2 separate regions of the Homo sapiens genome follow, and region 1 is linked to region 2. Evidence: chromatin loops called from intact Hi-C (ENCODE). Cell type or tissue: ascending aorta. All regions are shown on one strand. Each heading gives the region's core, and the rest is flanking DNA. Links, peaks and the distances in the headings are about the cores only. Region 1 has its middle 170 kb from the start of NUAK1. Region 2 has its middle 160 kb from the start of CASC18.

The links. A loop is a pair of places that touch in the nucleus more often than their neighbours do. Peaks named below come from ENCODE experiments on the same cell type or tissue, not always from the same donor. Only the 100,000 strongest peaks of a DNase experiment are listed, where the experiment ranks them.
Region 1: it touches region 2 in a loop (4-fold over the local background); 1 of 110 quality-filtered maps calls a loop at or near these places.

What each region holds. Positions count from the first base shown.
Region 1 is chr12:105,964,749-105,970,135 of GRCh38, forward strand. No RefSeq gene overlaps it. Among named protein-coding and RNA genes, the nearest start is that of NUAK1, 170 kb to the right of the region's middle. In ascending aorta, for the core only: no CTCF peak of the experiment used is centred there; a DNase peak (open chromatin) is centred at 2,407; H3K27ac peaks cover 2,636 bases.
Region 2 is chr12:105,859,751-105,865,137 of GRCh38, forward strand. No RefSeq gene overlaps it. Among named protein-coding and RNA genes, the nearest start is that of CASC18, 160 kb to the left of the region's middle. RefSeq lists an enhancer at 1,405-1,906. In ascending aorta, for the core only: no CTCF peak of the experiment used is centred there; a DNase peak (open chromatin) is centred at 2,661; H3K27ac peaks cover 1,274 bases.

The DNA.
Region 1 (5,387 bases), core at 129-5,128, 100 kb after region 2:
GGGTCTACAGAGAAACTAAAACAATAGGATATATACACATACATATAGCATTGTGTTGTATATATATACACACTGTGCATATATGTATAATTATATTGTGTGTATATACTTTATATATGTAGAGAGATATATATAGAGAGAGACAGGTATATATATAGAGACATATATATGTGTGTGTGTATATGTATATATATATATGTATATACATATATGGAGAGAGAGATTTATTATAAGGAATTGACTCACACAGTTATGAAGTCTGAGAAGTCCCACAATCTGCAGTCAGCAAGCTTGAGAACCAGGAGAGCCAATGGTCTAGTTCCAGTCCAAGTTCTAAGGCCCAAGAACTAGGAGAGCTAAGGGTGTAAGCTCCAGTCTGAGTCTGATCCGAAAGCAGGAAGCCAACTACTATCACAGAATGGGTCATTCTATCCTCTTGATTATCGAAGCTCTCCTCTGCTGAGGTCAACCTTTGGTGAGCATTTATGTTGAACACAAATGTCTTCACATTTTTTGCCCATTCAGAGGGGTCTGTCCTCTTCCCCAAATTTTCTTCTTATCAATTTTTCTATCATATGCCTTCAAAATTGCTGATCATTCAGCCAAATTATTGGCCACAGCCCATGAATCAGTATATAATGATACATCTGGCCATTTCTCTTTCCAAGCAAAGTAGATGGCCAGGTGAACTTCTTGAAGCTCTGCCCACTGGAAGGACTTCCCTTTACCGGTGTCCTTCAGGGATGTCCCAGAAAGGAGCTATAGTAGTACAGCTGTCCCCTTTCAGAGGATGCCTGCATATCATAAAGAACCATCTGTAAACACCCCCCAAGCTTCTCTTCCTCTGTCAACAACTGTAGGAAACTTCCCACAAGGCCATAGGTACACGCTGGGAGAGAAAAGGCAGTGGAGCAGGAGTGGGGACCATGGGCATTTGGGCCACTTCTTCATGTAACTTATCTGTGCCTTCAGGACCTGTTCATATCCAATCATATAAATACCAGTTCCATTTGATAATGGAATGCTGCTGTGCACACCAAACTTTGTGGCTAGGTGGCTCAGATAATATCCAGTTCATGATGCGTAGCTCAGGTTGCATGATAACTTGAGGTGATTATAAATGCAGGTGGCCCTTAGTTAAGTATTTGATCTCTATTAAGACTGTATAGCAAGCCAAGAGCTGTTTCTCAAAAGGAGAGCAGTTATCTGTGGGTAATAACAATGCCTTGCTCTAAAACCCTAAAGGCCTGTGTTGCAATTCACTTACAAAGGCCTTCCAAAGGCTCCAAACAGCATCCCTATCTGCCACTGACACTTCAAGGACCAATGGATCTACTGGATCGTATGGACCAAGCAGCACAGCAGCCTGCACAGTGGCCTGGACCTGTCGCAGAGCCTTCTCTTGTTCTGGGTCCCACTCAAAACTAGCAGCTTTGCAGGTCGCTCAGTAAATGGGCTGGAATAACACACTCAAATGAAGAATATGTTGCCTCCAAAACCCAAAGAGGTCCGCTATAAACTGGATCCCGCCAACTGTTTCACCTCCTCTCCTATTCCTACTCTTCTTTGCCCACTTTGCTGGAACCACAATGTCTCTTTGCTAACCCTCAAACTGGCAAACGTGCTCCAGACTCGGGGCCTTGTGCCTCTCTGTTCCCTCTGCTTGGCATGTTCTTTTCTCCAATATGCAAATGGATTAGTTCTTTGCTCAAATGTCATCCTCTTCCTGAAGCCATCACTAACAACCTGTGACACTTTCAACCCTGCCTTGCCTGACATTTCCAGTCTACCATCCCTGCTTTTATTTTTCTCCCCAGCACTTTATTAAATTACATTTAGAATTATACAGTTACATAAAGAATTATATAACGTGCTTATTTGGCTTACTGGCTATGTCCCCCCAAACAAAATGTAAGGTCCTGGAAGTCAGGATTATTGTCTATTTTGCTCACTTCTGCATTCACAGTGGGCAGTACCTGATAAGCATTTGGCACTCGATAAATATTACTTTAACAAATATACGCAGAATCCAAGCCCAGTGCAAAGGCCTATGGCACAAATTGAAAGCACAAATGCATTCAGGGACTAAGCAGTCACAAGAACACTGTAAGTGGCAGGAAGTGGGATGTACCAGAGACCCTGCCCACTGAATGCTCGCTCAGCTTCCGCTGACTGTTGTTGCAGAAGAATGTAGGCATAAGTGGACCACATCTTCACTTTTTTTCCGAAAGAAACAAGAAATATTTTAATGCAAAAATCTAAAGATTTTGTTACTGATGACTAGGTCTCTGGCCTAAGAAGTCAAAGAAAATGGCCTGGCCCTGCGTAACATGTGGCTGAGCCCAGTAATCCCTCCAGACCTGGACATCCTGTCCAAATGGTGGCCTTCAGAATAATATCTGAGCCCAAGCAAGCCCCACAGAGACCCCCCCAAGGCCAGCACCCTCATCCCAGAGGCATAGGACATTCTTCTCTAGGTTATGTGGGACCAACATTCCACAGATATCTCACTGGGAAGCCACAGAAACAGCAGTCCTAGGAACCAGATTCAACTTTCTAGTTTATTCCTCGCTCAGGATTTGGAGGCAAGGCAAAACACTTTGAACTTATAAAGCCTCCAGGGACCTCAGATCATTTGGATGAGGGCAAAGAGGGAGGAATCTTCAAGAAAACGATACAGAACTTCTACTAACGGGGATATGAACAATTGTTCACTGGAAGAATGCAGGAGATTTGATTACACTTGCGCTCTGAAAAGAAGTGGGTCATATCATTTATATAAATAAATATTTGGCACAGACTCTGAAGTTGTCTGACTCCACTTCTATTTTTGTAAAATGGGGATAATAATAGTACTTACCTCATAGCACTGTTATGATAATGAGATAAATGAATACATTTAAAGTGCTTAGAATAGTGCCTGACATATAGGAAGCACTTAATAAGTGTTGAGCATTATTTTTATTACTGTTATAATTCCATTCAAATAGCTTAATCTTCTATCTTGCTGCCTTTAACTTTATTCTCATAAACATCTGAAAATCTAGCTGCCAATACCCCTTATAAATGCAAAAATCCTCCACAAATACTAAAAAATCAAATACAGCAGTACAGAAAAAGGATGGTACAATCAAGTGGATTTTGTCCTGAAAATGCAAGGCTGGCTCAACAATAAAAAATCAATGTTATTTGCCATATTAACAGATTAAAGAAAAAAAATCATGTGATTATCTCAATACATTCAAATAAAGCATTTGAAACATTTAACATCATGATCAAAACTCTCAGTAAACTAAGAATAGAAGAGAACTTCCTTAACCTAATAAAGGGCATCTACAGGGAAAAAAAAAAAAAAAAACAGCTAACATTATATTCAATGGTGAAAGACTGAATTCTTAGCCTGTCAGATTGGGAGCAAAACAAGGGTGAAAATGTCTGCTCTAATCATTCCTTTTCCTCCTACTGGAAGTCCTAGCCAGTGCAATAAAGCAAAGAAAAAAACTGTGAGGCATATAGCAGAAATCAAACTTTCTCATCTCAAAGTATGTGATTATTCACATAGGAAACCCCAAGGAATCTGCAAAAATGCTACTGAAAATAAGGAGTGAGCTTAACAAATCTGAAGCGTACAAAGTTAATACTTAAAAAAATCAATCTTATTTCTGAATACTGGTAATAAACAACTAGGAATTGAAATTAAATAAACAGAACCCTATATAATAACACCAAAAATAATAAGATACTTAGGTATAAATCTAACAAAATATTGCAAGACCTATATGCTAAAAGCTAAAATACACTGATAAGAGAAAAAGAACTCTCAGTAAATGGAGAGATACGCTGCATTCATGGATTAGAACACTTGATCTTATTAATATGTCATTCTCCTCAAATTGATTCAACACACTAGAGATTAAAATCCTGGCAGGCTTTTTTGAGATGACAAAAAGCTGATTCTAAAAATCTTTATAGAAAGGCAAAGAAGCTAGAACAGACAAAATAATTTTAAATAAGAAGAACAAAGTAGGGGAGTCCACACTACCTGATTTTAAGACTTCCTATACAGCTACAATAATCAAGACATTGTGATCTTGATTGGCAAAAAGTGGTATTGGCAAAAAGTGTGACACATAAATCAATGGAACAGAATGAAGAATCCAGAAATAGACCCACCCAAATATGGTCAATTGATTTCTGGCAAAGGTGCAAAGGCTATTTAATAGAGAAAGGATAGTCCTTTCAAGAAATGGTGCTGGAAAAATTGGATGTTCATGTGCAAAAGAAAGTGGACTTCAACCTATATATATATATATCTCACACTTTATACAAAAATTAACTCAAAATGAGTTACATACCCAAGTGGAAAATGTAAAATAATAAAACCTTTAGAAGAAAATCTTTGTGACTTAAGATTAGGCAGAGTTCTTAGAAATGACACAAAAGCATGGTAAAATGGACTTACTTAATCAAAAGTAAAACTTTTACACTGTTAAAAGAATGAAAAGATAAACTAAAGACTGGGAGAAGAATATCTGGAAATTATACATCTAATAATGGACTGGGAGGCAGAATATATTAAAAACTCTCAAAACTCAACAGTAGGAGAACAAACAACTCAGTAAAAAATGGGCAAAAAATTTACGCCGACACTTCATCAGAGAAGATGTACATATATATGTATATGACAAATAAGCACACAAAAAGATGCTCAGCATCATTAGTCATTAGAGAAATGTCAATTAAAACCACAGTGAAATACCAATACATACCTATTAAAGTGGCTAGTATTTTTTTTTTAAAGACAGCCTGACAATTCCAAGTACTGACAAGAATGCAGAGCAACTGCAACTCTTATAAACTGCTAGTTGGAATATAAAATGGTGCAACCACTTTGGAAAAACAGTTTGGCGTGCACTTACCATATGACACAAACCCACTCCTAGGCATTTACACCGCCCCCCCGCCCAACAAATATATATCTACATGAAAACCTGTATGTAAATGTTTACAGTAGTGTTTATACTAATTTTATTCATAATTACTAGAAACTGGAAACAAGTCAGATGTCTTTCAACTGGTGGATGGATAAACAAATAAATCTGCATGTTGGGTTACAAGTCAGCAATTAAAGGGAATGAACTATTGATACATACAACATAGATGAATCTCAAATGCATCATGCTAAGTGAAGAAAGCTAGACTCAAAAAGTTGTCTGATTCCATTTCTATGACACTTTAAAAGGGAAAACTACAGGGTTGGACAGTGCATCAGTGGTTCAGGGACTACAGGTTAGGGGATGAGATCAAGAGGTTTGCCCATAGTGGGGCAGCAGGAAGGAATTTAAGGAGATGATAGAATTCTTCTGTATCCTAAATGTGATGGTGGT
Region 2 (5,387 bases), core at 335-5,334:
ACAGACTAATACAGATGGTGAGTTCATTCAGCTCTGTGTGGATTCATTCAACCACCACGTAAACCTGTATTGAACACATACTATGTGCCAGGAAGTCCACTGGGCTCTGAGGACACAATGGTAGTAGAAATAAAAAATGCTTCTGCTTTCATGGAACTTACAGTATGATGTGGGAGATGATCAAAAAGCAAAAGACAACCATTTTCATAAATAAGAAGACAGGGTATAAGGAGGGAGAATAATGGGGAACACCTTCTGAACTCCGGGGGTGGTTCAGAGATGGCCTTACAGAAAGCGGGAAAAGAGCATCCAGGCTGAGGGAATAGCATGTGTGGAGGGGGCCAGAGGAGAAAGGAGCTAATCAGGGCAGGAGCCTAAAGTACAGGGAGCAAGGGGCAGTGAGGCCAGAGGGATTGATAGAATGGTAGGCAGGTCAAGTGGGGCCTGTCAGGGTTTGGATTTTAATTTTAATTTAATTTAATTTCAACTGGGACATCCATCTTTGTACCTGATGAGGCTCTCTTCCCAGCAATGTCCAAGTTGAACATTCTAAAAGTTTTAGGTTAAGGTAGTATCTTTGCATCACCTACACTGTCCCCAAGCTCTCAGGACGAGACAGCATATTTGGGAAATGCCTGGGGAGTAGGGTCACACTAAACACAAACATTTTTGTCTTAAGAGGGCTCACCACCTTGGACCACATCCCTCCAAACCACTGGGAAGCTTTGTAAACATACAGATGGATGCCTGGGCTCCACCTCAGGCCCTCTGCATCAGAATCTTGGCGGGGTGGGTGTGGGTAAATTCAAGCCCTAGATGTGCCTTTAATGCCTTACAAAGTTCCAACTTGCCTCTTCAGGCTCATAAAATCTCCATCATACCAAACATGGAGCCCAAAGAGAATGGCTTTCCCTTTGTTGATAATGACTCAACCAAAGCATTCCTCCCCTGCTTCGTTTACCTGCCGTGGGCCTCTTAGCAAAGCACACCTGTCCATCTGTCAATATTTACTCTGTCTGCTGCCCTCAACAAAAGAAGGGAAAATTGTTTTCACTGTCAAGCTAGTGTTTATACAAAGGATTTGTAGACTTTCTCAGAGCTATGAAAAATCCATCACCCTCAGTTAACCTGTGCCCTTAATGAGGTGGTAGCTTTTCTCCCACCATCCCATCCATCAGGGATGACAGTATGTAGCTTGTCAACCAGTAAGCATTCAGGTTGAAAATGATTTCACCCAGAAACCTGGGGAGACAGATGCGTGAAGTGTAACCCAATCTCACAGGGTGAAGCCTGCCCTGCTGATTACAGAGGACAGCCTCAGTGGGGCTTCATCTAGGACCCAATGAGAGGAGATCCACAAATGCCAAGACACTTATAAGAAGCCAATATTCTTTGGCACTCAGAAAGCTTATCAGCCCATTACATCTGCTCCAATCAATACTTCACCCAGTGTAACTTCCAAGGGAGGGCTCTACTGCTGTTGAGTCAAAAGAAATTGAGATTCATGTTGCTGGAACCAAGCAATGCTCAGAGACATGCACTCCTGAGAGGTGGCTGGGCTCACTCCCAAGGAGAACAATATTCACCAATGAAACAACTGCCTGGCTCCAACGGGCTTTTGACATCCAAGCCACCTGGGACAGACACACTGAAAAGCCATTTGCAGGATACAGGAGGAAAAACAGATCCGATCACTGCCTTTGTCATTCAGAAGAGCCCTTGAGGTTTATGGACCAATCCAAGGGGCAAAAAACAAACCATATCTGTGAAAGAGCTTCAGGGCCCACATACACTCTGCTGGAAGTGCAGCCCAGACCTGCTGCCCCAGTTCCTACTGTGTGCCCACTGCTAAGCTGGGCACTAAGAAGTAAACCAAATGATCTGTGTGATTCACAGAGCATCTGAAGCAGCCTCCAGAGGGGCTCAAACTCATCTCAAAATGCATGGAAGAATCTGGGGGATCCTGGCTCTCCATGGGGGGCAAAATAAATAATATTAACAGATATGTCATTTACTATGTACCTTACTGTATGCCAGGAAAAGATTGATAAATTTTAACTCATTGAATTAAAACTCAATCCAACTCTCTGGGATAAGTCCTGTTATCTTTAGAAAGGGGACAAAACTAGGACCCACCCAAGCAGAGTGTTCTGAGATGGAATCTCAATAAAATAGTATCTAGAATGTGCTTAGAATAGTCCTAGCATGTTTAGGCCCTCAGGAAGTGTTAGACACTTTTTATTATGATGATTATTACGGCTACTACTACTTTTATTAGTCTCATTTTACAGCTGAGAAAACTGAGGCTTGGAGAGGTTATGGGATTAGCTGAAGGTCACATTGGCAATGAGCAAAAGCCAGCATCAAAAGCTAGGTCTTCCAGCTCTGGAGAGTGACGTCTTCTCTGTCAGGCTGTAAAAGACCTGCTCTGCTCGAACTGTGGGTGGGGTGTGAGGACCTCACTTCCTTCAGAAAGAATCTGGGGCCAGCACAGGATCTATTCCTGGGTACCTCGGTCGTGGTGTACTGCCGCCCTCGTACTGTTCGCATCCACCTCCCACACGGACTGGGCCGCACTTGGTAAGCTGCCCCAGCTCTCCTGCTCCCTGGAAACAGGCAGCCCTGCTCTGGGCACTGGTGCATCCCAGGACCTGTTCTCCAGGCCACTCCCGGGGTGGCTGCAGTGTAAGACCCCACACCTCCTCCCCTGGAGGCCCTTTGCCAGGGATGCAGGGGAAACAGGACTCCTCACCTCTGAACCTTGGTTCTCTCCCTTCCTAAGCCTCTTGAGCTGGCTGGGCCCCCCAGAGAGGAACAAGTTCCTTTGTGAGGGGAACTGACTCAGGTCTCTTATCACCAACTCCCCAGAGAGTATGAGGCTGGTATATTGTTTTTCTTCTTGCTGCCACAACAAATTCCCATGTACTTTGTGGCTTAGAAGGACAAAAATTACTGTTAACATTTCTGGATGCCAGGAGTCAAAAATGAATCATACAGGGCTAAAGTCAAGGTGTTGGCAGAGCTGGTTCCTTCTGGATGCTCCAGGGGAGAATCCGTTCCTTGCCTCTTTTAGCTTCTAGAGGCCGCCTGCATTCTGTGGCTCGTGGCCACATCACACCAATCTCTGCTTCCTGTCCCACCTCCTCTGACTCTGATCCTCTCACCTTCCTCTTCTAGGGACCTTGTGATTGCAATAGACCCACATAGATAATACAGAACGATCTCCACATCTCAGGATTACTAGCTTTATCACATTTGCAAAGCCTCTTTTACCATGTAAGGGAACATGTTTGCAGGTTTTGAGGATTATAATGTGGACATCTTTGAGGGCCATGATTCAGACTAGCACAACTGGATTTCTTCAACAAGCTTTGACTGCACTCCAGCCAGACCCAGGCACTGTGCTGGGCACTAGGCGCTCTGTTCAAGGCCTCCAAAACAGCTAGATGTGTTGATGTGAGTGCCCGCATGTTCATAGCTTCTTGGAGGTACAGATTACTTCTTGTTTGACTCCCTCCTTTGTGCCAAGCACATCCTAATAGCTAATACTTATTATATGCCAGGCTTCATCTAGAACACCATAAATCTATTATAAGCATTGATGCTCCCAAGAACACTACGAGTAGGTACTATTATCCCTCCACAGATGGGGAAATCAGGGATCTGGGGCATCTTAACTTTCCTAAGTCCTGCAGCTAGTGAGGAAGGGCCATGATTGAAGCCTGGTCAGTCTTACCCCTGAGTCTCTGCCTATAACCACTGTTCCACCTGGCATCTCAAATAGCAGCTCTCAAAAAGCACCTATGGAAAGGAGGAAACGGAAGACATAGGAAGCTAGAACTACACGTGCAGGGTCTGAGCTCTTGAGTGTCATAAATGAGTGGCCTTTTCATGAAAGGGAGGCTAGAAAGAGAACCTAGAAAGGAGGGGGTCCCAGAGCTTCTAGGTAGGCTCTGCCAGGTACACACCCCATGGGCTTAGAGGAGGGCTGGAATCTCAGGAGGCTCCACATGAAGTCATACATATTTGATTAAAGGTGGCCCCCAACTCCTGGGTGCAACCTGGGGAAAGGAGCATATCTGCTTTTCCTGACCGTCTTCTATTTCAGGACTAGCACAGTCCCCACTCACAGTAGAGGTTTGATTAATAAATTTTGATTCTATGAAATGACTTAGAAGTGCACTGAATACACATTCTGACCCAATCCTGAATAGGCAAATGTTAAAAGACAAGAATCAACCAAAGCCAAGGTCAGAGCAGACCATGAGCATCACAGAGGAAATCTGGGATGATCCTAGTCTGTTTCCCCAGAAAGTAGGGCCTGAATCAGAGGATTGATAAGAATTACATCACTCCATAGGGACCATCCCTGGGTACAGGGGTGAAGACAAGGGCAAAGAGGTAAGGAAGGAGGGGGCATTAGCTTTCCATTGCTGTGTAACAAATTACCCCCAAACTCAGTGGCTTAAAACAGCAAGCATTTAACCAAACCCAGTGGCTTAAAAAAACAAGTTTTGAGGGGCAGGAACCCGGGCGGCTGGGTTGGGGGTCTATGCTTCAGAATCTCTCATGAAGAGTCAGGCTATGGGCTGAAGCTCCCACATTTCCAAGCCCCTAATGGGACTGCTGTCAGGAAGCTTCTGTCCCCTGCTTGCATGGGCCTCACATGACATAGCAGCTGGCCTCTGCCAGAGCAAGTGATGGGAAAGAGGAATTCGAGAGAGTGTGTATTAGTGTGCTTGGGCTGCCATAACAAAGTACTACAGACTGTGTGGTTTAAACAACAGAAGTTTGTTTTCTCACCATTCTGGAGGCTACAAGTCCGAGAATAAGGTGGCGGCCAAGCCACTTTCTCCTGAGACCTCTCCCCTTGGCTTGCAGACAGCTGCCTTCTCACCACGTCCTCACATGGCCTTTCCTCTGTGCATGGGTATCCCTGCTGTCTCTCTGGGTGTCCAGATATCCTCTTCTGACAAATACAACAGTCTCATTGGAGTAGAGCCCTTCCTTGTGGCCTCATTTTAACTTAATCACCTCGATCATGACCTTATCTCCAAATACAGTCCCATTCTGAGGCACAAGGACTAGGGCTTCAACATGTGAATTTTGAGGGGACACAATTCGCCCCTTAAAAGAGAGAGAGAGAGACCCCAAGAAAGAAGCCAGAGTGGTTTCATAACCTAACCTTGGATGTGACATCTCATACCTTCTGCCAAAATCTATTCTCTACAAGGGAGGCAATAAATCCAGCCCACACTCAAAGGGAGAAAAGTGGAACTCCATCTGTTGAGTGAATGAATATCAAAGAATTTGTGGACATATTTTTAAATCCACCACAGAGGGAGAGCCAAGAGGAGGATGCATTACCGAAGTGGCCACAGCTATGT